Linked DNA regions of Mus musculus: region 2 is linked to region 1. A link is a loop called in an ENCODE intact Hi-C map of the cell type or tissue named here. Cell type or tissue: left cerebral cortex. All regions are shown on one strand. Each heading gives the region's core, and the rest is flanking DNA. Links, peaks and the distances in the headings are about the cores only.

Region 1 (11,487 bases), core at 1-8,000:
TTAAAAGTGAGCAACACCTAGCTAGCTTGTTTAGATTTTTTTTAAAAAAGTAAAGCAGAGGTACACTTGTACTTCTCTGACAATGTTATTCTCAAGCAGAGGTGGAATTTAAAGGGGGCTGGAGAGCAGCACAATGCTTAACAGGGAAAGGGGCTTCAGGCATAAACCTGATAACTGAGAGGTAAGAGCCCCAGATAACACACTGAAAGACAGGACTGACAAAATGGCAGCTGGGGACAGGAGACATACATAGCTTAACAGTTAAGAGCCCTTTTGAATGCCAGCACCATGAGGCAGCTCACTACCAGGTGCAGCATCAGAGGAGATCCACCTCTTCTGGTCTCTAAAGCCACAAACACATACAAATAAATCTTTAAAAATAAAATCAAGTGTGCTGCTGGGTATGGTGTTACACAGCTACAGTCCTTTGAGAAAAAGCAGAGAAGACAGCTGTGGAATCTGAGGCAAGCCTATGCTTTATAGGCAATCCTGAGCTACACTGTGAGAACTGTCTCAAAACAACCACCACCACCACCACCACCACCAACCCTAAATACATGTACTTACTGCTCTTGAAGAGGACCTGGACCTGGGTTTGATTCCCAGTACTTACATGGAGGCTCACAATACCTGCACTTCCAGTCCTAGGGGACCTGACCTAAGTCTAAGGCACACATGTGGTGCACATACATGTACATAAAATAAAAATCTAAAGGAAAAAAATACACATGCATATATAAAGTAGGCACACGGTTCAAACAATGCTTCATGAATGGTTCATGAAATGCTTTACAAAATGCCATATGTTATCTGAATATCTACTTTCAATAGCTTAGTTAATCTTTACAATAGCCTATGGAGTAGATACTATTACTTATTCTAGTTTAATCTGAAAACTGTAGATAGAATAATTAGTCAAAAAGCTCAGCTGAGGGGCTGGTGAGATGGCTCAGTGGGTAAGAGCACCCGACTGCTCTTCCGAAGGTCCGAAGTTCAAATCCCAGCAACCACATGGTGGCTCACAACCACCCGAGATCCTGATGCCCTCTTCCGGTGTATCTGAAGACAGCTACAGTGTACTTACATTAAATAAATAAATTAATTAAAAAAAAAAAAAAAAAAAAAAAAAAGCTCAGCTGAAACTCACAGGAGAGACCTATTCACAGGAGAGTGTGCTGGTATTAAAGGAGTATGCCACTCCACCAAGCTTGACTTTTTTAAAAATTTATTTATTATTTTTCTTTAAGATATGGAGGTCATGAATTTGAAAGACAGCAAGGAGGGGTATACAGGAGGGCTTGGAGGGAGAAAAGCTGCTTACTGCTCTTAGAGAAGACCCTAAGATTCTCAGAATCCACTGCTAGCCATTCACAAGTGCAGGCTTGTGTGGATATAGGTGTGCCACTGCTGCTGGTAGACCTTAGAGGATAAACTCAGTCTTGAACTTGTCTTTCACCTTGAGACAGGGTCTGTGGTTGTTTAACACAGCACAGTAAGATAATATAGCAGGTAATTCTCCTGTCTCACCCCCCAACAGGAACACCAGGTTCACAGACTGGCAGCCAACTTTACATGGACTCTGGGGATTTGAATTCTGGCCCTACCTCTCTAGCTCCATAATAATGACAGTGAATTTCAATTATTTAACTCTCCCTTGAAAATTTTCCAGTGTCAGTAACTGCAGGAAGGTCTCAGGCTCTAAGTCAGCCTGGACTTCTGAGACCCTACCTCAAAAAGCAGGGAGTGACCAAGTGGGGTATGCAGATGCAGAGGGAGCCTGGAGCCATTGTCTCTGTGGCTAAGAGTAATTTAGGATCCATTCCCAGTACCCATGTGGCAGCTCACAACTATTTGCAATTTCAGTTCCAGGAGAACAAATGCTCTCTTCTCGGCTCACAAATGTGGCACAGACAGACATAAGGCTGAACAACCATATACATAAAAATAACAATATAGGCTAGAATTTCGTCTTTAAAAAGAAAAAAAAAATCTCTACCATCAGGCCAGGCAGTGGTGGTCTTTAATCCCAGCATCCAGGAGGCAGATGCAGGCACATTTTTGAGTTTTAAGGCCAGCCTGGTCTAAACAGAGAAATCTTGTCTCAAAAACAAAACAAAACAAAACAGGAGTTCTCAGAGAAAAGCACCACTTTAAAGAAATGTCTACCATCAAGCCAACATGGCACAGGGTAAACAGCAGTCCATTAAAAAAAAAAGTTTGTCAATGGATTAAAAATTAAGATGAAAGTTGGCATATGGCAGATAACAAATGACAGAAAATACAACAGAAACAAAACCATCGTATAGGCACGATTCCTATCTACAGCCCTTATCTTCTCCTTTCTCCAAATTCCCATTTCGTTTACTCATTCAATAATCCCACAGCCGTGAGATAGATCTCTGTGGTAAAGCTCTTGCCTTGCATTCATGAAACCCTGGGTCCAGTACACGGTATCAGATAACGGCAACAACAAAATCAGCCTTTGCTGTTACTGGACTAAGTGTCCGTGATTCAAGCATTATTATAAACCACATCCCCTGATTAAAGGAGCCCACAATCTAGAGCAGAAAAGACAAATACAGAGATAAAAGACAATGACTTAAATAGAGGTAAGAGAGTAAGGACAGAACTGAGAAAGCACCTTTTTCTGCAGAGCTCGGGTAAGGGAAGAGAGGGGAGAAAAGGTATCACAAACAGATGGATCCCAAGCCTTGGAAATACAGACTAAGAATTTCTCCCGGGGACGACATTCGCAGCAAGGAGGATGTTAAGTGTTCAAGCACGATGTGCGAAGATTGTCCTTTCAAGCTTACTCTAAATCTCTTGAGTTACACTCATAAAACGCGCAGAAAAGGGACACTTTGGGTTGGGAAACCTTTACTGTCCCGGGCACTCGGTGTGAATGGGATTTCCTGAATTTAAGCCAAGGAGCATTTTCTACTTTTAGAAAACATTGGGACAACGGTGTAGAGAATCCTCCAGTCTTTCCTAACGGAAAGCCATGGCCCTAACCGTATACCCGAATGCTGAAGGCCACAGAAGTCTCCCACCAGCTGCCTTGCATCCTACGATTCTCAACATTCCATGTCACCGCTTCGTCTCTTCTGCCAAAACAACACTTAGAACTTCCCTAAGCATCCATCCTCCACCGACTGCGGCCAGGGTCCTCTCCAGGATGTCAGTCTGCGCCTACGGACCGCCACCGTCCTCCCAAGCTGTTCCAGGCTGTTCGGCGTCCCACTCGGATTCTCCCAACCCGCCGTCCCCGCCCCGGAGACTCCCTGTCCGGCCGCTCAGCCCCCACATACTCCCTCGCACTTCATGTCCAGGATCCTCTCCACCTCGAAAACGTCCTCCCCATCCTCCTCGCTGTCCCCAACGGCCACCGTTCCTTTGGTGGCTGCGTCCTTCTCTTCGTCCCCTGCTCCAACTCCTTCGGACTCGGGAGAACGGCCAATGCTGTCGGGAACTGACATAACTAGAGCGGCCGCACTCATGCCCTCCTCAGCCGCCGCCGCCATCACAGACGCAGTGCAAAACCAACGCGAAAAACCGCCGGCGACCCACAGCGGGACAGCACCGCGCGCCTGCCGCTCCGCCCTAATCCGCTCCAGCGGCGTGACTCGACCGTGAGGCAAGCCAGCCAATTGTGGGCGCCGAGCTCTGGATTGACACACAGAACGGCCAATCACGCAAAGGCGCGCTCCCCGGCTCCCTGGGGAGTTCACGGGAAGTGGATGGGCGGGTCGACGGACTCTGAGGAAGAACGCTGCCTCAGGGAAGAGCGGAAGGGCTCCCCTGGGGAGACTGCGAGGGGCGGTCCTAGCACCTCACCTCCCAAACTCCGGTGACGCCCGCTGCCTGAGGAGACCTGTTGTTTGGATTGTCGGAAGGAGACCATGAGGATTCTGGGAAAGGGACCCCCAGTGTTAGCGAGACCCGCCTGTGCGGAATGGCTGCCCAGGAATCCTTTCGTATGGTTTTGGCTGGCTTATATGGCGTCTGCGGTCGAATCAATTACATATAGCCTATAGGGATATTTCATTTTAGTGAGTAGCGTTTATAGATAGAGAATAGGGACCCGGAGGTGGTTCAGCAGATTACGGCCCTGGTCGCCAAATATGAGGACCTGAGTTTAATTTCCAAGGGCATACATAGCGAGAGAATTCCCCCAATATGTATTCTCTTCTGTCAGGAGAAAGGCCAATCTTTACAGCAAGACACTGTATCAAGTAATAATTTATGGGATTTACTTGTTGGGCTTTGAAAGTAGTTCAGTGATAGGGCGTTTGTCTGGCAGGTGATGGTTGGAGGCTTGGTCCTAGTAGCTGAGTAAAAGTTGGTTCTCTCCTTCAAAAGATAGAGCCCAGGTTGCCTGGCTTGGCCCCATTTGGGCTATACTTAATTAATTGGATCATTCACACCTGATAAACCAAGCCAAAACCACCTATGTGTTTGTTCCCAAGTTCCCTTGCTTCTTATTGAATTGAAAATATCAGAAGCAGGTGCGGGGTTGATGCAAGAGAAACGAGTAATATTGATGCTACAAAGGAGTCACTAGGAAGCGAGCCTGCGATATGATTGGAAGAGAATTACCAGGCTTATTACAAACTCTAGGAAAGACATTTTTGTGCCAACATTGAAGTTTTGGGTTGCTGAGAAAGTTTCTGTTAACGTTAGTGCACTAAGATTGACCTCCAATTAGACTCCATTTCCACAACAAAAGGAGACAACCCTAACTTACAACCAGCCATTAAGCCTATCCACCTTATTAAAAAAAAAAAAAAAAAAAAAGCCTCTAAGGGGCAGCTCAATGGCTGAGCCCCAAGTCACACCTATCATTAAGTCCTAGTTTGCCATTAAATCCCCTGTGCCCTTGTGAGGAAAAGCCTAACTCTGCTGGTAGGTAGGCAAGAGGACCCTGAATAACAACTATTTGAAAAGAACAACACTGGTGTATATGCTTAGAAATAATTCTGACTATCTTCGCTGTGTACCTCTTGTATCTGCCTGAGTGACTAGACTTTCAGTCTCCTGTCTGTATTAAAATTGTTCCAAGAGTAACCTGCATCTGGAACCTGAAAGAGATTTCAGAATAATAGCTTATGTGGCATGTATAAGCCGAAAATGAGTGTAAGTTAGTAAAAAATCTGTTCACAACTAGCTCCTCTTTGAGCAGTATCCAGAGCCAGATTTATGGTATTATTAAAGAGCTCTCTCCTTTATTAATCTAAGTGTGTGGAGTAAGTTTCACCAGAGAGACATACTAACTTTAAAACAGGTCACATTCCTATAACCCCAGCCTTCCAAAGGCTGAGGCAGGAGAGTGAAGTCTTCAAAGCCAGACTGGTTTAAAAAACACCTTTAGATAGATTAATACATAGATATCAGATATAGATGGAAGACAACATAGACATATCAGCATACATCAGAGAATGATATAACGAAGTTATTTGTGCAGATTATGAATAAGTAACAATTGTTCTATGTGCATACAATACTGCTAGGAAACGTCACTTAAGAAAATATTTTTCTGACATTACTTCCAGCCTCCCTCTAGCCTCTTGTGTCCCCAAATTGTGTACCTTATCTCAGCTGGTCTGCCAGAGACCCCCTCAGTACAAACTGAGGTACCCCATGCAGGCCCCATTTCCACTCCAAAAAGATGAAAGAAATACTGTGAACCAGCAAAAATTCAAACTGCAGGCACAAATGCCCATTGGTGGAAAAGAAGCTTTTTGAAGAAAGAAGGAGATATTTCACAGAACAGCATGGCAGATGATAAAAAAAAAAAACCCTGCAGTTCTCCTTAAAGAAGTTAGGGGTAAACAATATCTCTGGTATGAAGAGGTGAACATGTTTACAAACCATGGAACAGTGAATCATTTTAACAACCCTAAAGTTGAGGCATTTCTGGCACTTTTACCATTACAGGCCACGCTGAGACAGAGCGGCTGACAGAAATGCTTGCCAGCATCCTAAACCAGCTGGGTGCAGACGGTCTGACTAGTTTAAGGAGACCGGCTGAAGTTCTGCCCAAACAATCTGTGGATGGAAAAGCACCACTTGCTCCTGGAGGAGGAAGAGGAGGAGGAGGAGGAAGTTCCAGATCTGGTGGAGAATTTTGATGAGGCTTCCAAGAACGAGGCACACTGAATTGAAGCAACTTCAGGAGAGGGTGACTTGCAGAAGTTACTGTAGCTGTTATTTTCTATCATGACTGCCTCTTAAAATTCTTTTGTTTATGGATCTAATAAAGTCTATATCTCTAATATTTTTAAGTCCCAAGGCTCCTGGACACCGCAGCTCTTTTTCAGCGTTTTCTTATGCCTAATTCATTCTTTGCAGAAAATTAAGCTGAAAAACCCTGAGAATAGAATTTGTAAAGGTTAATAAAAAAAAAGAAGAAAAAAAGAAAATATTTTTCTTGCTTTGAATTTCAAGTCAGTAACAAGTCTGTGGTAGGGAAATTTTTGTTTTCTGGCAATGTATTAAGCTATCTCTCAGATTCAAAGAGACTGGGACTTTTGCTGGATCTCTCGCTAGAGTTAATAATCTGATGACCTCTTCTGGCCTCCTAGGGTTCCAGACCACACACATGTATGGTCACATGGACATACACGCAGGCAAAACATAATAACATGAAACTCATAAAAGGAAAGGTGAGCAGGGGCTGACAAATCCAGAATATGAACAATTAGTTAACGTTGTTTCTTCACATCACAAGACAGAAATGAAAGGGACTTGCAGATTTATAAAAACATGGCAAATGCTTATTTACTTGTTTGGAAACAGGGTCTTGCTATGTAGCTCAGGCTAGCCTGGAACAACTTACTTCATAACCCAGCTAGCTTCAAATGCATAGCAATCCTCCTGCCTTTAGTTTCCAAATGCTAGGACTATAAGTATTTACTACTGTGCCTTGTCTTTGTTTGGGGTCTTCAAGTTGTAAATAAATATTTGTCTTTGTCCCGACCTGTGGGACAGTCAGCAGAGACTGGGGGGCACCTAGAAGAGAATGGGGTCACAAGAGACACGAAGAATGGACAGCAAGCCAGGAGGTCTGATCAAGCTGACAAATGTTTATTGTTCCCACACAGGTTATACTCATAGAAGCAGGATATTGGGTAAGGGGGCTGAAGGGGGGCCACTTTGTTTCTGGGAGAATGCACCTATTCCCAAGAGCAGGATATTGGCTGGGTAAAAAGTTCAACAGGAAGAATAGAACAGAATGGGTTGCTAGGTACCTGTCCACAAGATCTATACCTATTTGTTCTTAACTATGCTAGTACTTTCCCACAGAGGCCAAGACTTTGTGCCAGTAAGCACTTATGGCTGACAAGGAAGTTAATGTTCAAACAAGGTTGCTCCCAACATGTCTTAGATAACACTCTAATAAAATGAGTATGAACACTACAAATAAATTTCATAATAATAATAATAATAATAATAATAATAATTATTATTATTATTATTAGTAGTAGTAGTAGTAGTAGTGGTGGTGGTGGTAGTGGTAGTAGTAGTAAATATTATTATTGTGGGTGTGTCCATAATATGTGTGAGGCCACAAGACAGCTTTGTGGAGCCACTTCTTCATTCCATCCTCATGTGGGTTCTGGAGAGAAACACAAGTCTACAGGCTTTCTTGCTAAGTGTCTACTTACCGAGCTATCTTACTGCCTGTGCAATTCTTCCATTCATCCATATCCAAATCTCCAGGCAGGGAGGAGCCCAAGCCTCATTTCTGCAGCACCTCTGCGCTGATGGCTCTGCCCCTTGTGTTGGTATCTCGGTCACAAGGATGATCAAAGAAAAAGGGTGACTGCAGGATGAACCACAGCCTTGCAGGCATCCGAGAGGTCCAGCCTCTGACGGACTGAACCTCCAACAGCCATGCAGAAGGGTATTTATTGATTATCAAAAGTTATTTTTAGAGTAAAACAAGTTCCTCATACCAAAACCAAGATCCGATCTCTGAGTTCCTTGAAGGAATTCCTCACGCTTGGAATCTCAGTTCTTACTGTGCACTCTTTGCAGTACTCACTAACACAAGACATTCCATGTTTGCCAGGACCAGCTTGTAACTAAAGCCATGCAAAGGCTGTAAAGCTCCCTCGGGGGGGGGGGGGGGGACGTATAAATCACAGAAAACAATCACTGTTTGTTTCTACAATGATTTCTTCAAGGTCTAAGTACTTCTAAGATACAACTACTTCCTTCTGTGTTTAGATACGATGACTCTACTAATTTTTTTCCCTCTACACTCCCGAAAGTCTCCCCTGTCCTAATAAATGACAGCTTGCATAGCTTGGGGACCGGTGACTTAGGAAGTGCTTCCCATTTCCTTATTTGCTGCAAATAAAATTTCCTCTGAATATTTGTTCTTGGTGGTTTGTTCCTTTTAGATTCCCAACAAAAGGGAGTCCAATTCTGCCATGACAGGTTATTCCAGCAGAAATCACAGAAAAGGGAGACAAGGGTTGCAGTGGGAACAGAGATCCTGTACTGCATAAACGAGACGTAAACAAGAGGAAGGCCCGGGCTTCAGGTGTATATTGATGAAGAGAACAGGGAGAAGTTTAAATACCCACAAGACAGGATTTATGTTTTGAAGGGCTTTATACAAAGGGCTAGAGGAACGGCCTGAAGCGGGAGCTCTGTTAACTTCTTCTTTGGATGACAAATACCTCAGGGAAACTATTAAAAGAAAAAAGGTTGAGTCAGGTGGTAGTGGCCCATACTTTTAATCCCAGCACTTGGGAGGCAGAGGCAGGCTCTCTATATGAGTTTGAGGCCAGCCTGGTCTACAGAGCGAGTTCTAGGGACAGCCAAGGCTACAAGGAAAAACAGAAAAAGGGTTGGAGAAATGGCTCAGTGGTTCCAGAGGTCTTGAACTCAATTCCCAGTAACCACATGGTGGCTCACAACCATCTGTAATGGGATCCAATCGATGCCCTCCTCTGATGTGCAGGAAGACATTTCACTCATATACATAAAAATAAAATTTTTAAGAAAGAAAAAAGGTTTTATTTTGGCCCATTATTTAAGAAATTTCCAATTACTTATAGTAATTTCTCTTTTGTTACTCTTTACCTTTTAGTCCCTTTCCTGTAGTAAAAATTCTGGAATTTTGGGTTCTTTTAAAAAACACAGACATAGCCGGGCGGTGGTGGCGCACACCTTTAATCCCAGCACTTGGGAGGCAGAGACAGGCGGATTTCTGAGTTCGAGGCCAGCCTGGTCTACAAAGTGAGTTCCAGGACAGCCAAGACTATACAGAGAAACCCTGTCTCGAAAAACCAAAAAAAAAAAAAAAAAAAAAAAAAAACCAAAAAAAAAACCCCACAGACATATTATATTTTTCATTTTAATCTCAGGTGTGGGATATGGGGCTGCTTTGCAGCAGCTGACTATGGTTTACTCTAGTGGAGGCACGGTTTTGCCAGTTGCAGCTAGTTTCTGTGATTGGGTGACATTTGGAATCCTGGAAAATTTTCAGAGGGGACATAAATGCTAGAGCTCTGAAAGGCAGGATTGGTGATTGGAGATTGGTTGTTCAGGTGGTTGGTTTCAGTTTGCTAGTAGTCATGCTCAAAGAGGAAACCAAAGGAAAGAAATCAGATGAGGGATTTCTCTCTTTCTCTCCTCTATCCTTCTTTCCTATCTAATGATAGGGGGTGAAGCCAGGGCGATAAAGGGTGAAAAAGAAGAACCTACCAAGTGGTAAAGAACAGCTACAAGCAAAGAAAAAACAAGAAGAAAGAAATTCCAGTCAAGGATCTCTCTCTCTCTCTCTCTCTCTCTCTCTCCCTCCCTCCCTCTCCCCCTTCTCACTTCTCTCCTTTCTCTCCTATCCAATGATAGAGGATGAAATGGGGGGAGGAAGGGATAAAGGGTAGAAAAAAGAGCCCATAAAGTAGCAAAGGCCACTCCCTCCCTCCCCATAGAGTGGGTGAGGGTGAGGGGAGAGGGAAACCTGATCTAGTATGGGGAGAGGGAAAAGGACTGAAGAAAGCCCTGAGGGCCAGCAGAAAGATTGTAAACAAGCAACCTCAGGAAATAGGAGGTTGGGGGACCCCCCTCCCCAGAATGCACCAGAGACCTGGGAGGTGAGAGACTCCCAGGACTCAAAGGGAGGGACCTTAGATGAAACAGTAGGGAGAGAGAATTTATAGAGCCCACCTCCAGCAGGAAGACAGGACATCAAGTGAGGGATGGGGTTGCCATCCCACAGTCACATCTCTGACCCATAATTGTTCCTGTCTGAAAGAATTACAAGGATGGAACTGGAGAGGAGCCTGAGGAAAAGAAGGTCCAGCGACAGGCCCAAAGTGGGACAAGGCCTGACACTATTACTGAGGCTATGGAACACTCACAAAAAGGGACCTATCATGACTGCCCTCTGAAAGACCCAACAAGTAGCTGAAAGGGTCAGATACATATATTTGCACCCAACCAATGGACAGAAGCAGCAGACCCCTAGTTGTTGAATTAGGGAAAGCTGAAAGAAGCTGAGGAGAAGGGCGATCATGTAGGAGGACCAGCAGTCTCAATTATCTGGACCCCTGAGATCTCTCAAACACCAGACCACCAGACAGCGTACATCACCTGATATGAGGCCTCCAACATATATACAGTAGAGGACTTCTGGGTCTATGTTCATTCAAAGATGAAGCACCTAGCCCTCAAGAGACCGGAAGCCCCAGGGAGTTTAGAGTCAGGTGGCAGGGGCGTCTCCACGTGGAGACGGGGTGGGGTGGGGAGGAGGGGTGTTATGTGGAGCAGTCGGAGGGTGGATGGGGTGGTGGGGAATGGAATATGGAGTGTAAAAAATAAATTAAAAATTAAATTAAAAAAAAAAAAGCAGCAAAGGCCAGCTACCCTTTCTACTGGAGAGAGAGCGCAGAATTCTGTGTTTCAAGCTACTTTAAATGATTCCTGTGGGATGGTTCAGCCATCAACTTGATACAGATTTGCTCTATCTGGTTTTCTGTTTTAAGTGATAGTTTTAATTTGATTTAAAAATTTGTTCATGGGGCTGGAGAGATGGCTCAGTGGTTGAGAGTACTGACTGCTCTTCCAGAGGTCCTGAGTTCAATTCCTAGCAACCACATGGTAGCTCACAACCATCTGTAATGGGATCTGGTGCCCTCTTCTGGTGTGTCTGAAGAGAGCGACAGGGTACTCATATACATAAAATAAATAATTCTTTTAAAAAATTAAAAAAATATAAAAGTTTGTTCATTATGATGTCAAATATTTCCATACTTCAAAGTCAAAGCTGGGAAACAGTACTCCTTGGAAACCTTTCTTCTCTTCACTCTGGGAGGCAGGGAAACCAAAAATGGTTCAGTCCATGGTGAGACAAACATTATAGCAGAAAGCCTGGGGCTAGGGAAGCAGCTTTACCTCTTGACAGGAAGTGGAAAGTAAAAGCAAGAACCAGAGACAATACATCCACAAAGGTAGACCTCCTTAAGCCCACTT
Region 2 (11,865 bases), core at 2,632-10,631, 290 kb after region 1:
GTTGTGAGCCACCATGTGGTTGCTGGGATTTGAACTCAGGACCTTCCGAAGAGCAGTCAGTGCTCTTAACCACTGAGCCATCTCTCCAGCCCCCTGGAGATGATTTAAATGTGAAATATGAGTACTTTCTATAGGAACATTCATCAGTTTTAGAGATGGGACTTGAGTGGTGGTGTGCTTTGTACTTGTAGGTATTCCAGAAACTCCTTCCCCATAGTCAGCAAGGGATGGCCATTTCTTATGCCTCACTTCTGTCATTGTTTGTATTTACTTATAGAAAGCCTTTCTAGGGCTGGAGAGACGGCTCAGCAGTTAAGAGCACTGATTGCTCTTCCAGAGGTCCTGAGTTCAATTTCTAGCAACCACATGGTGGCTCACAACCATTTGTAATGGGGTCTGATGCCCTCTTCTGGTGTGTCTGAAGACAGCTATAGTGTGCTCATATACATAAAATAAATAAATCTTTAAAAACAAAACAAAACAAAACAAAAGAAAGCCTTTCTATATCTATACACTACCACAGTCACAAGTGTCTGAGTGGCTTCTTCACCAGGGCCTATGTTCTTGTGACAAAATAACATCAGACAAAGTGTGGCTCTGTGGTACTCTCAAAGACAAGCAGAACTTCAGCCCTTCCAACGTATGCTCCATGTTTCCCAGTGGCTAGGCAGGCCTTCCAGGCCTCTGGGAGCTGCTGCTGACCCACCTGCCTCTGACAGCCTTCTACAATGATCAACTTCTGCTGGGGTGATGTCCGGGCAAACACAATTTCTTGGTAGTTGATTAGAAGCTCATCCAGTTGTTCTGGGGTCATGTCCTTCAGTTCCATGCCAGTCACCACAGCGGCTTTCGCTTCTCTAAAAGGGCCAGAGGGAACAGGATGAAGCCAAAGGCCAGGTCATCTAGTGAAACAATTCTGAGCATGGTTTCTATGTCAAGATGTTAGCTGAGGCTCAAACAGGAGACCATTTCCTGTTGTCCTATGACCATGGGAATAAAATGTTAACTAGCCTTTTCCTTCCAGAGATGGGCAAGCACCCTGGGTCAAGATAAGAAGGAAACACATTTCTTTCCTTCTTATAGCTGCCTGAATGTGTGGTTATGTAGGTGATTATGAAGCCAGAGCTGACAAATAAATAAAAAGTATTGACAAAAAGTGTGCATTTGTGCTGGGGATGTAGTGTGGCTTTGTGGTAGAGGACTAGGCTAGATTGGACAAAGTGAACAAACAAGCAAGCAAAATAAATAAATAATCCATTTCACTCCTGGGCAACGTGGTGACTGGCATGAAATGTATCATTCTATTAGTGACCATTCTAAACATATAAACTGGCCCCAGCCATGGTTTTTTTCATAGGGCTGTTTATTTATACAAAGGAGCGATAACAAGTCTAGGTTTGCCAACTGTGCCCAGAGGCTCTCACTACCTGGTAACCATTTATCACCTGGCAGTCATGTGTTCCTATGAAGCATGAGTGCCTGGGCAATCTTGGTCATTGTTCTTTCCCTTCTCCCAGATTCATAAGAGAAGGTCCCTACTCAACCCACCATTCTGAAGTCTCTGATTCTTTGCCATTCAAAGCCTGGGCAGCTCCTCCCCTGTGCATCTCCTCATTAAATCTGTTGTATTCTCCATCTCCTTGGCTAGATGGGAGGTTCCCCACAGGTGGAGACCGTACCTACTCTAGTGTCTGATATAAAGCCTGGCATATAACTGGAAGGCCACGGTGAGATTGAAAGAATTGATGGACAAATGAATAAAAGAATGATAGGTGGATGGATAGCAGACAGACATGATTAAAAGAATAAAGCTTCCATTCTACTTGATAAGTAGAAAAAGAGAGTCTGTTTGCATGACTCCATGTTATGAAGTCAACTGAATACATAAATAAATGCCTAGGAAGCTCACTGTCAGGGGGTGGTATGAGTGAAACCAGAATGAGTCTCAGTATCCTTAATTCTACAACGGGGTCACTCGCAGGTAATTTCATCTACTCTTTATCTTACTTTTTCTAAGCTGGGCAAGAGGTTTCCAGAGCTGCTGTCCTGTGCTGCATAATATTTCCAATCAATCATGCAGGACCCATAAGAGCATCTTGCCTGGTGATATTATCTTAATTGCTCTAAACACCCTCTTGGATGTTCACTCAACAATAGAACTACACTTTCTATAGGGCATGGTCTATTGTTAAGCTACAGTCAAATTCACTTCATTGAATTTTAAAATACCAGGGAAGGGTATTCATGTGCTTGGCATGTACCAGATACTCAATAAAGTTTTCAGTGAATGAATGAATGTAAATTATAAATCAAGCCAGCATAGCTCAACCCTGGGAGAGTGTTAGCCAGAGGATAGTTTATTCCCACTAGTGAAGTTCTTCAGAGTCAACTGGGCCCAGTGTGTAAGAACTCGACCTTCTGCCCCAGAAGGGCTCCAGTTGGTTCTGTGGCTACCTTTTGTTGACTTGCTCCACAGCAATGTTGCGGCGTTTTGCGATGTCTTCCACCGTCTCATTGTTGGCTGATATGATTCCTACACTCTTGGCAATAGCTTTGGCTGTGATAGGGTGATCACCTGTGACCATGATAACCTAGAACACAGACAACAGAAACTCATGGGTAGTGAGGGGCTTTGCTAGCTAAGTAAAGGGGCCTATAGATGTCTTTTAGAGACAGTTGTGCGCTGCTCTAACAGTCCTAATGCTAACACAGAGGGGAAATTCATGTTTGACTTCCTTATCATGAAGACAAATGGATTATGGAAAATAGAGTACTAAAACCTTTTATTAACTACCCTAGTCTAGGGCAGTGGTTCTCAACCCTTTAGGATATGTAAATATCCTACGTATCTGATATTTACAATACAATTTATAGTAGTAGCAAAATTACAGTTGTGGAGTAGCAACGAGAACATTTTATGGTTGGGGCTCACGACACGAGAAACTGTATTAAAGGGACAAAGCATAGAAAGGTTGAGAACTACTGCCCTAGGGCAATATAATGTCTAATTCATGGCCCCAGCAAGTTCTTCTCACTGTAGGGACGGCATTGACTCATCCCACATACATTGCTTGCTTTGGAGGACAGTTACCCAAATCTCAGCAGTATAAAGGAAGAGGTCTAAAACGGAAATGATGATGTGCACGTGAACATAACTGAAGACTGATGCTGTGCTCTGATGATTGTTCTTAGAAACGGAGAGAACCCAGAGAGAGGAAAATAGCACTCACCTTGATCCCCGCACTCCGACATTTGGAGACCGCATCTGGCACGGTAGACCGAGGAGGGTCAATCATGGACAGAAGCCCCACAAAGCAGAGATTGGAAGTGGGAAAGTTTATGGAGTCTACATCAAATGTGTAGCTTTGGGGAAACTTATCTGCTGGCAAGTAGAGGTGACAGAAACCTGGAAAAGGGGTAAGTGAAAGCAGGATTTTTAAAAAAATGCAGGAAAAGAGTCGGGAGATGGTTGTGTGGCATGGTTGGGGGGGCATGCTTAACATATGGGAGGTACTAGGCAGCAGCTGCTGGGTACAAGCATCGTCTGCAGTCTCTGGGGTTGAGGTCAAAGGCATTCCTGTGTCTGGTAGCCCTCCACGATCATGTGACTTCCATCAGTTTTTATATCAAATAATCTCCAGCGTGGCTCACTGCTTCTCACGTTTCAGTAAGCAGGCGAGAGGTCAAACAGGAGGTTCCTAGAGTGACTCTAGTCACATGGAGGCTAATCTTTTGTTGTGGGTTGTGTAGCGTGTGTTTAAATCATTAGCATCTCATTTATGCATCTTATCTGCTGTACAAACTCAAATAGCCTGTGGAAACACACATTCCGCAGATTCCTAGTCGAGTGGTAAGTAAGCACTTCCATGGTGTTTAATGAACCTTATCATCAGCCATGGGCTGTGAATTCATCACTCTGTAGCTCTGAATAGGTGCCATTCGGTCAACTCATGATTCTGACCGTGGAACACACTAACCCATCGCACCACTTCAGAGATGGTGTTTCTAAAGTTCCTTCCATCTCTAACGTGCCCAGTCTCGGTTCCCTAGTTACCTTTCCCCCGCTGGATAAATGAGATAAGCAATCCTTTCTGAAGTCACCATTCCCTTCTAAGAAGTCGCAGCGTCTCAACACTTGCCTGGTAGAGTCCCCTTGCTTGACTCTTCTTCATACTCCACTACCTTGCTTGTATCACAGACCCACCCTCTCCCTTGTTCAGTGAAATGAAAGCTGCCTCTTACTGAGACCAGTGTCTCTCCTCCCACTGCCTCCAAGCCAGGATGATCCTTAACAAACCCTGAGTGTAACTCTGACCAGCTCATCCTTGTGGCAAAGCTTTCCGTATTCTCTCCAAACTGTAAGAAAAAATGCCAGTTCCTCAGCAAATATTTAATTACTCTACATCATGGCTTCAAGCTGTCGCCCCAGCTCTGTTTCCTGTACCTACTCCAGCTCACCATCCTGTGACATTGCATGCACCACTTGCTCCACCATATGCATAAGTCTCATCCCTTTTTTCTTCCTCTTGCTCTCTGCAGTTCTCTCACATGAATAATTTCCCTTGACCCACCCCATTCAAATTCTGCAACTGAAGACCCAATTTAAAATGTGATTGCTTCTATAAAGTCTCTGGCTATGTCTGGAATCAACCCCATTCTCTTCAGCGTTATCTCTTACATGCTTCTCTCTTGTTTATATATGCTTTTCTTCTTCTTTTTTTTTTTTCAGGGCTGGAGATTGAGCCCAGGACCTCACACATGTGAGGCAAAGACACCACCACTGAACTACACTCCAGGAGCCCCCATGTTCTTTATATGATCCATGTGATGTCATGGCTTCTCTGCTAGTGGCACTTCTTTCATGGCTCTCACACTTACCCAACACACGCTCTCCCAGACCACCCAGCTCCATGTAGGCCGTGTGGAAGGCATCGGCAGAGCTCTTGTCCAGTGGCTGCTCCTGGCCGTTGATCATGATGGTGCTGCACTTCTCTAAGATCCTCTCAGGGGCCCCTTTCATCACCATGAGGAAGCGCTTGTCATTCGGGTCCTCGGTCTCATGTATGGAGAGCTGGGAGGGCATGGATTGGGCAGGTTAGCAATGGCATCTTAGCCATGGTTCTTCCAATTAGCAACAGGACAAACAGGGGGGACATTGTTTTCTTGCTATTTGCCCTCAGAGGATAAAAGAGGAGGAAGAATCATGACACTCCCAAGTGTAGCCTGTCTTTTGGTGTTATAACTAATTAAAAGACTAGATTTGGGTGATCCAGAAGGGCAGGGTGAGCTGGAACCCACACTAGGTACAGCTTGTGTTTCAGACACTGGCCCTTTAAAGCCCTTTGAGGAGGTCAGGTGTGCTCATGTTTGAGTAAGCTATGGACAATGGTGTTGCAAGAGTTGGGACTAGAAGAGCCCTTGTCTCACTTCTCCCTCCTAGTGGTGAGTAGCCATATTTTGTATGTGCTTGTTAAACAAACACACACACACACACACACACACACACACATGTCATGTGCACCTGCACACACATGTGCACCTTGGTTTTTGAGGACCTCTCATTGGCTTGGAGTTGACCCACTGGCTAGGCTGGTTGGCCAGGAAATTCCAGAGATTTGTCTGTCTCTGACCCCCAGACCCAGCTTTTCACATGGGTCCTGTAGATCAAACTTGGGTCCTTGTATTTGCCAGGCAAGCACTTTGCTGACTTAGACATCTCCTCAGCCTTGAACAGCCACTTGTAAATGCTGAGCTGCCAAGGTCAGTAGGTATTCCTGTGGCCCCCTGACTCAGGATGGATCTAGTTATATCTGGATATAACGGGAGATGGTGGAAATATAGAGAAGAAGGCACCGTTAAAAGCAGCCATTTCCCGTTCTCCTTCTCCTTCTTCTAAATAGTGCTTAATAGGAATTACACTCAGAGCTGTGTAAATGCAAGGCAAACTCTCTACCATTGAATCAGATGCTCCAGACCACGAAGCTTTTGAAATATTTTTTCGAGAAAATAAGATATACAGAAAATTGTCACCACTTTGGGATTAACAGTTGATTCAAATCAGTAGTTGCTAGTCCCTAATAGAGGGGTTAGAGAACGGACTGAAGGAGTTGAAGGGGTTTGCAACCCCATAGGAAGAACAACAATATCAACCAACCAGACCCCCCAGAACTCCCAGGGACTAAGCCATCAACAAAGGAGTACACATGGCTCCAGCTTCATATGGAGCAGAGGATGGCCTTGTCAGGCATCAATGGAAGGAGAGGTCCTTGGTCCTATGAAGGCTTCATAGGTGCCCCAGTGTACGGGAATTGAGGGCGGGGAGGTGGGAGTGAGTGGATGGGTGGAGGAACACCCTCATAGAAGCAGGGGAGGGAGGATGTGATAGGGTGTTTCTGAGAGGGAGGGAAACCAAAAAAAGGACAACATTTGAAATGTAAATAAAGAAAATATCCAATAAAAATAATAGAAAGAAAATAGGTTTGTCAGGTTTTTTTTTTCCAAGAAAAAACATCAAGTCAACCAATTAAATCAAAACTTAACCCAACCCAACCTAACCCTAACCAAAGCGCCTCCTGTGCCTCCTGTGTTGATTACCATTGTCCTTCCTTCTCTGAATGGCAGGGCAGAGCTCAGTGGCAGAGTTTGCTTAGCACACGTGAGACCCCATGCTTCAAACCCCAGCACCACCAAGAAAAAGCTCTAGAGTGAGGTGTGCTGGCATCACCTACCATGGCTACATTTATTATTCAAAGCCCAAGTCACACCCCTCACTCGTAGCCTGGCACTCTGCAGGAAATGCCATCTGCAGTAGGAAACTGGGCAGACAAGTTATGGGTCAGAACTGAAGAGGACAGTCATGATTAGAAAAGAGGAGGAGGAGGAGGAGGAGGAAGAGGAGGAGAACAACGACACCACTGGCAAACCTGACCTGGTTTGGCCAATACTCGTGCCCACATCTCCCACCCCTCCAAGGTCTTTGAAGCCAGGTCTGGTCTAGAGTATAGATTCACAAATGGATGAGTACAGAAGTTGTGTTGTTCTAGTGACAAACAAAGATTGTCAGTTGTGAGGGGAAACTCACCTGAAATTTGTTGGTAGAATTAAAAGGAATCTCAGCTACTTTGTGGTTTCTTTTCCTAATGTCCATCACATCACCCAAAATAACCTCTGAGAACTTTAGCAGAGCAGTTTCTGAGGCATCTCCAACCACAACTCTCTGGGAATCAAGAGATAAACATTAACAGCACATCAGCCCCCTAGTTCTTTTGTGACTGTTTTCAACAAACCAACTTGCCTTTAACACACCAACAACATTGACTAAGCTTATGGCCTAGCTGAAAAGACAAAGTCACCACCGAGTGGCTCTCGGCGATTGCAGGATTGCATGTAAGAACATGAAGCAATGGCGCCACCTACAGGCATGATAGAAGTTTGCACAAGCGGGAGCTCTATTGTGTAATGGGGCTTCCTGAGCTATGGTCTATATGACTAGGAGACAGATATTCAGGGGGGGTGGGGGGGAAAGTCTTCTAGAATGCACTGCCAGGGGTGTGTGGTAAGACAGTAAGCAGTCTGCCATCAAAACTCACGTAGCAGAAAACAGGGACTCACAGAAAAAAATTATGCAAACTTTGATGTAGGTAAAACTAATCAGTATTTAAAAAATTAGTGGCAGATGAAAAAGATGGAAAGGAAGGCTAAAAGCAGGGGAGGCCGGCGAGAGGTGGAGAGGTCGGCGGGAGGCTGTCTGGCAACTTAGATGCAAGAACTGATCATAATAGAAGTGTGAAATTGTGTATATTTCAAACCTACAATGGGAGGACTTGGTGGCTCACTAGGTAGAAGAAAATCAAAGATAATCTCCAAAGCCTTTGGCCCAAAGACAAGGAGAATGACTATGTCAGTGTGAACATTTTGGCATCCTGTAGACTGGAAGTCAGACTGGGCACAGAAATAACAGAGGGACAAATCAGCTTTGTGGGGGGCAGGGAGAGGGAAGGGAGGGGGAAAGAGAGGAGAGGAGAAGAGAGGGGAGGGAGGGAGAGAGGGAGAGAGGGAGAGAAGAAAGTAGGAGTGTGGTTCTTATTCAGTGTTCCAAGACCACGTGACATCCTGTATTCTAGTCAAGAGGAGGATGTGCTATGTAAGATCAGACCTCTTATTTCTATCCAACTGTATTTTGTGGTTCAGCAAATAACATTTGGGCATCAAGGAACTCTAATTATGTCCACCTAGCTTCCAGCAGTCAGGAAATCAAGTTCAAGACACATTCTGGGAATGAAAAGGAATTTGGATTTCTGACAAACATCCTTGTAACTTTTCAGTGATAGATGGAGCGAAGGAGACCTTCTGCTCATCTCCGGAGTCAGATTTGCTCTTGCCAGAGCAAACTTTGCCCAGTGGAAGAGACTAAATCAAGCAAGTAGAGCACAGAGTGACCTCGTACAGCCTGCGACATAAGACCTAGAGTGGCAGCAGCCTTACCTTCATGATGGGGACACTCTCCTGGCCTGGCCTGAACTCTGCTCGGTTACACAGTGTTATTATCTTGGACAAGGAAGCCCAGGTTCCAGAGCTTTGGTCAAAGGCTTGTTCTGGACACAGAGAAAGAACAGTGGTTAATGTGGGCGATGGGTCTGACAGGCCCTAGTCACACCCTTCAGGTAAGACCAGAGAGCCCGTTTGCTTGGGTCCTTGTCTTTGGGTTTGGATGCTCCACAAAACTCACTTGTCTGGTTTTCACTTGTATCAGCCACAAAGATCTGGTTGTCAAACCACAAGTGGGCCACAGTCATCCTGTTCTGGGTGAGGGTCCCTGTCTTATCTGAGCAGATGATGGAGGTGGAGCCAAGCGTCTCCACGGCCTCCAGGTTCTTTACCAAGCAGTTCTTCTTAGCCATCCGCTTTGCCGTCAGTGACAGGGTAACCTAGCAGGAGGGGAGAAGGATGCTTTGGGGACAATCATTTTTAACTCAGGTTATCTGGGACTGGCTTTCAGGAGAGAACTAGGCCAGAGGTGGTGTTACAGCTACAAGTCTGGATTAGTGAGCTAAAAGCCACCCCAAAACCCTATTAGCCACAATCTTAAAAAATAGATTAGATATTGGACACTTTCCTTATCTCTATATTCTTTGAGTGCTCTGGAAGTCTACAGGCAGCAAAGACAACTCATGCAATGCCACACATGCAATTAAAATGCAAGCCCAGTTAGATGGGTGTGGTAAGATGCTAGCCTAGCATTCATGAGGTGCTGGGTTTAATCTTCAGAACCACAAAATGAAACAAAAAAAACCAGGAGTGAGACCAGGAACTCAAAAACATTCTTCTCCTGTCTTTGGTCTGGACAGCCCTTGGTCACTGCTCATGTAGTTAAATAGTTAGCGTATGAACCCTTTCCCCTCTCCCCCTCCCCTCTCCCCTCTCCCCTCTCCCCTCTCCCAAGAGCCTCCACAGCAGACTGGGGAGGAGGGAGCTTTTGACCAAGGACTGAGTTAGGTGGGCCTGGGTAAAAGGAGACAGGAGAGCTAGATCTAAGTCTGAGGTTAGGTAAGGAAGGGGGTGAACTCCTTTATAAAAAGATGGGGTGGAGAAAAGGGATGTTAGAAAAGCAATAAGGAGATACATTGCATTCAGAAATTCTACAAATTTCTTATCTGGATGAAACAGGGTGTGAAATAACCTATGTGAACTAACCTAGATCTCCTGAGAATATAAAATTCTAGGACAACGCATCTAGAAGTTAGAAACACCCACAATTCTTATTGTCAACCACTCTATGAAACAGGCCCATAGTGGTCTCTGGAGGGGACAGTGTGTTGCTCTGCAGATGGGGCAAGCTGTGGCTCTACAGCCACCTTGTGGTAGATGCCAAGAGGCTCTCTAACAGCATAAACTCACAGTGACAGTAGCCAGGAGGCCCTCTGGCACATTGGCCACAATGATGCTAATGAGGAAGATGATGGCATCCAGGACGTAGTACTTCATGCACACGGCGGTGATGAAGAAAATGACGCCAACGGACACAGCCACTGCTGCCACAATATGGACAAAATGCTCAATCTCAATGGCTATGGGTGTCTTCTCACTCCCAACGCCTGAAGCCAAGGAGGCTATGCGCCCGATGATGGTGCGGTCACCCGTGTTGATGACAATGCCAGTTGCCGTACCTGCAGGGAAGAAGACATTTTACTTCAGGATTTCTGCTCTCAGCCCTCTCTGGAGGCCTGCACAGGAGGCCAGCACATGACAACACAATGGATAACATTAGTTCTCGGGTCCCCTCAATTCTGCATTTTTTTTTTTTTGGAAAAGCTTTAGAACAAAGGACTGGAGGGTTGAAAACCTCAGAGCCAAGAGGGAGAGCCATGCATCCCTGAGAGCCAGCTAGCCTTACCTTCCAGGCACGTTGTAGAATAGAAGCCTATGTTCTTAGTTTCCAAGGGGTTTTCATGGGTAAACTCAGTTGACCGAGCCTGGGGCTCAGACTCCCCAGTGAGAGAGGAGTTATCTACCTGAAAGAAAATTTGAAAGTAATTCAAAATTAGATACTTTAATTCCCACTTTTTCTTTTTTCAAAATAGGGAGAGGGTTGCCGGGTGTCTCCCAGCAGTCTCCTGGAGGAAGATGTCCTTGACACTCACTTTGCACCCTTGGGAAAACACCAGTCTGATGTCTGCAGGGATCTGGTCCCCTCCTTTAATCTCCACAACGTCCCCCACCACCAGCTGCTCTGCTGGAATGATCTTCTTTTCTGCATCTCGGATGACAAGAGCTTGCTGTGGAAAAAAGCCATGACAGCCACCTAAGCCTCTGGGGAACGCTGTGACCTTCCCACTGTCTGCACCTATGAGACCCCGGAGTATGGGCTGTGGACCCATGGCTGTCAGGGTGGTGAGGGAAAAACTAATGACTGCCTCACAGTAGTTCTCGGGACCCTGAGAACTATTTTTTCTTGAGGTCTGTTCTTGGAACCAGAAAAATCTACCATTGTTTGGCAGATAGACCAAGGCAGATGATGAAGTAACTCCCCTCCCAGATGGCCAGGCAGGTGAAAACCAGTCAGAGAGCTAGACCCCTGCTGAGATGGGGGGATGTTAATGAAGGAGCACCCTGCTTCTTTCTTAGTGCTGCAGGAGGCTCTTTGATTCAGGGCCAGAGAGGGTTCCTAGCTACAGACACAAGGATTCCTGGGAGAAAGATGTAGACCAGATGGATCTCCTTGGCTGTTGGTGGGGAATATTCTAGAACCATCTGAGAGGCTGTCCAAAATGGTTCAGAACATGTTGCACAATGACCAATGTTCTGTCTTGCTTTTCCCTTGGTTGAGCATTTTCCTTGATCTCACTTCAACCCTGTCATGACCACCTCAACTCTGTGATGAACTAGGACTCAGAGATGTGAGCTAATCTGACCACGGTACCCCAGACAGCAAAGAGTGAGGTCACAGCTGCCATCTTACCCAGAATTAAGAAAGAGACCAGAGTTGCTTGGCTCCCACTCACCTGGGGGATCATCTTACTAAAGCTTGCCATAATGTTGGTACTTTTGGCTTCTTGGTAATAAGCAAAAATCCCCGTTAAAATAACGACCAGGACAAGTATGGCGCCCAAATAGACCTGGGTGGGGAAAAGAGGCAGCAGTCAAGGAAACAGATAACCCCAAATCTGAAACAGTTTAGCCTGACTATCAGTGTGACACCACAGTGGAACATTCCTACCTGATTCCATGTGACAAGTCACAAATACAGAGAGGCTAAGGGTACTGCCAAGAATTACCTTCAGGCTATGACAATGGGTGACATGAAGGAAATGAAATTTGTGCTAATGTTCAGATATCTTTTTTATATATACACTTATTCACCACCCC

The links. Peaks named below come from ENCODE experiments on the same cell type or tissue, not always from the same donor. Only the 100,000 strongest peaks of a DNase experiment are listed, where the experiment ranks them.
Region 2: a loop joins it to region 1, with 3 times the contacts of the local background. A loop is called at or near these places in 6 of 42 quality-filtered maps.

The regions. Positions count from the first base shown.
Region 1 is chr14:56,660,386-56,671,872 of GRCm38, reverse strand. Mphosph8 (M-phase phosphoprotein 8) reads right to left here and starts at 3,625. Exons shown (of 14, transcript NM_023773.2): 1 at 3,309-3,625. The coding sequence starts at 3,521. It also overlaps the pseudogene Gm4032. In left cerebral cortex, for the core only: a CTCF peak has its summit at 3,574; DNase peaks (open chromatin) are centred at 2,897, 3,686 and 6,040; H3K4me3 peaks cover 2,477 bases; H3K27ac peaks cover 1,487 bases.
Region 2 is chr14:56,371,489-56,383,353 of GRCm38, reverse strand. It overlaps Atp12a (ATPase, H+/K+ transporting, nongastric, alpha polypeptide), which reads right to left. Exons shown (of 23, transcript NM_138652.2): 5 at 11,502-11,615; 6 at 10,641-10,775; 7 at 10,394-10,511; 8 at 9,898-10,166; 9 at 8,729-8,927; 10 at 8,485-8,594; 11 at 7,082-7,216; 12 at 4,879-5,071; 13 at 3,231-3,406; 14 at 2,455-2,591; 15 at 707-857. Among named protein-coding and RNA genes, the nearest start is that of Atp12a, 12 kb to the right of the region's middle. In left cerebral cortex, for the core only: CTCF peaks have their summits at 7,417 (motif pointing left) and 9,821 (motif pointing left); a DNase peak (open chromatin) is centred at 7,406.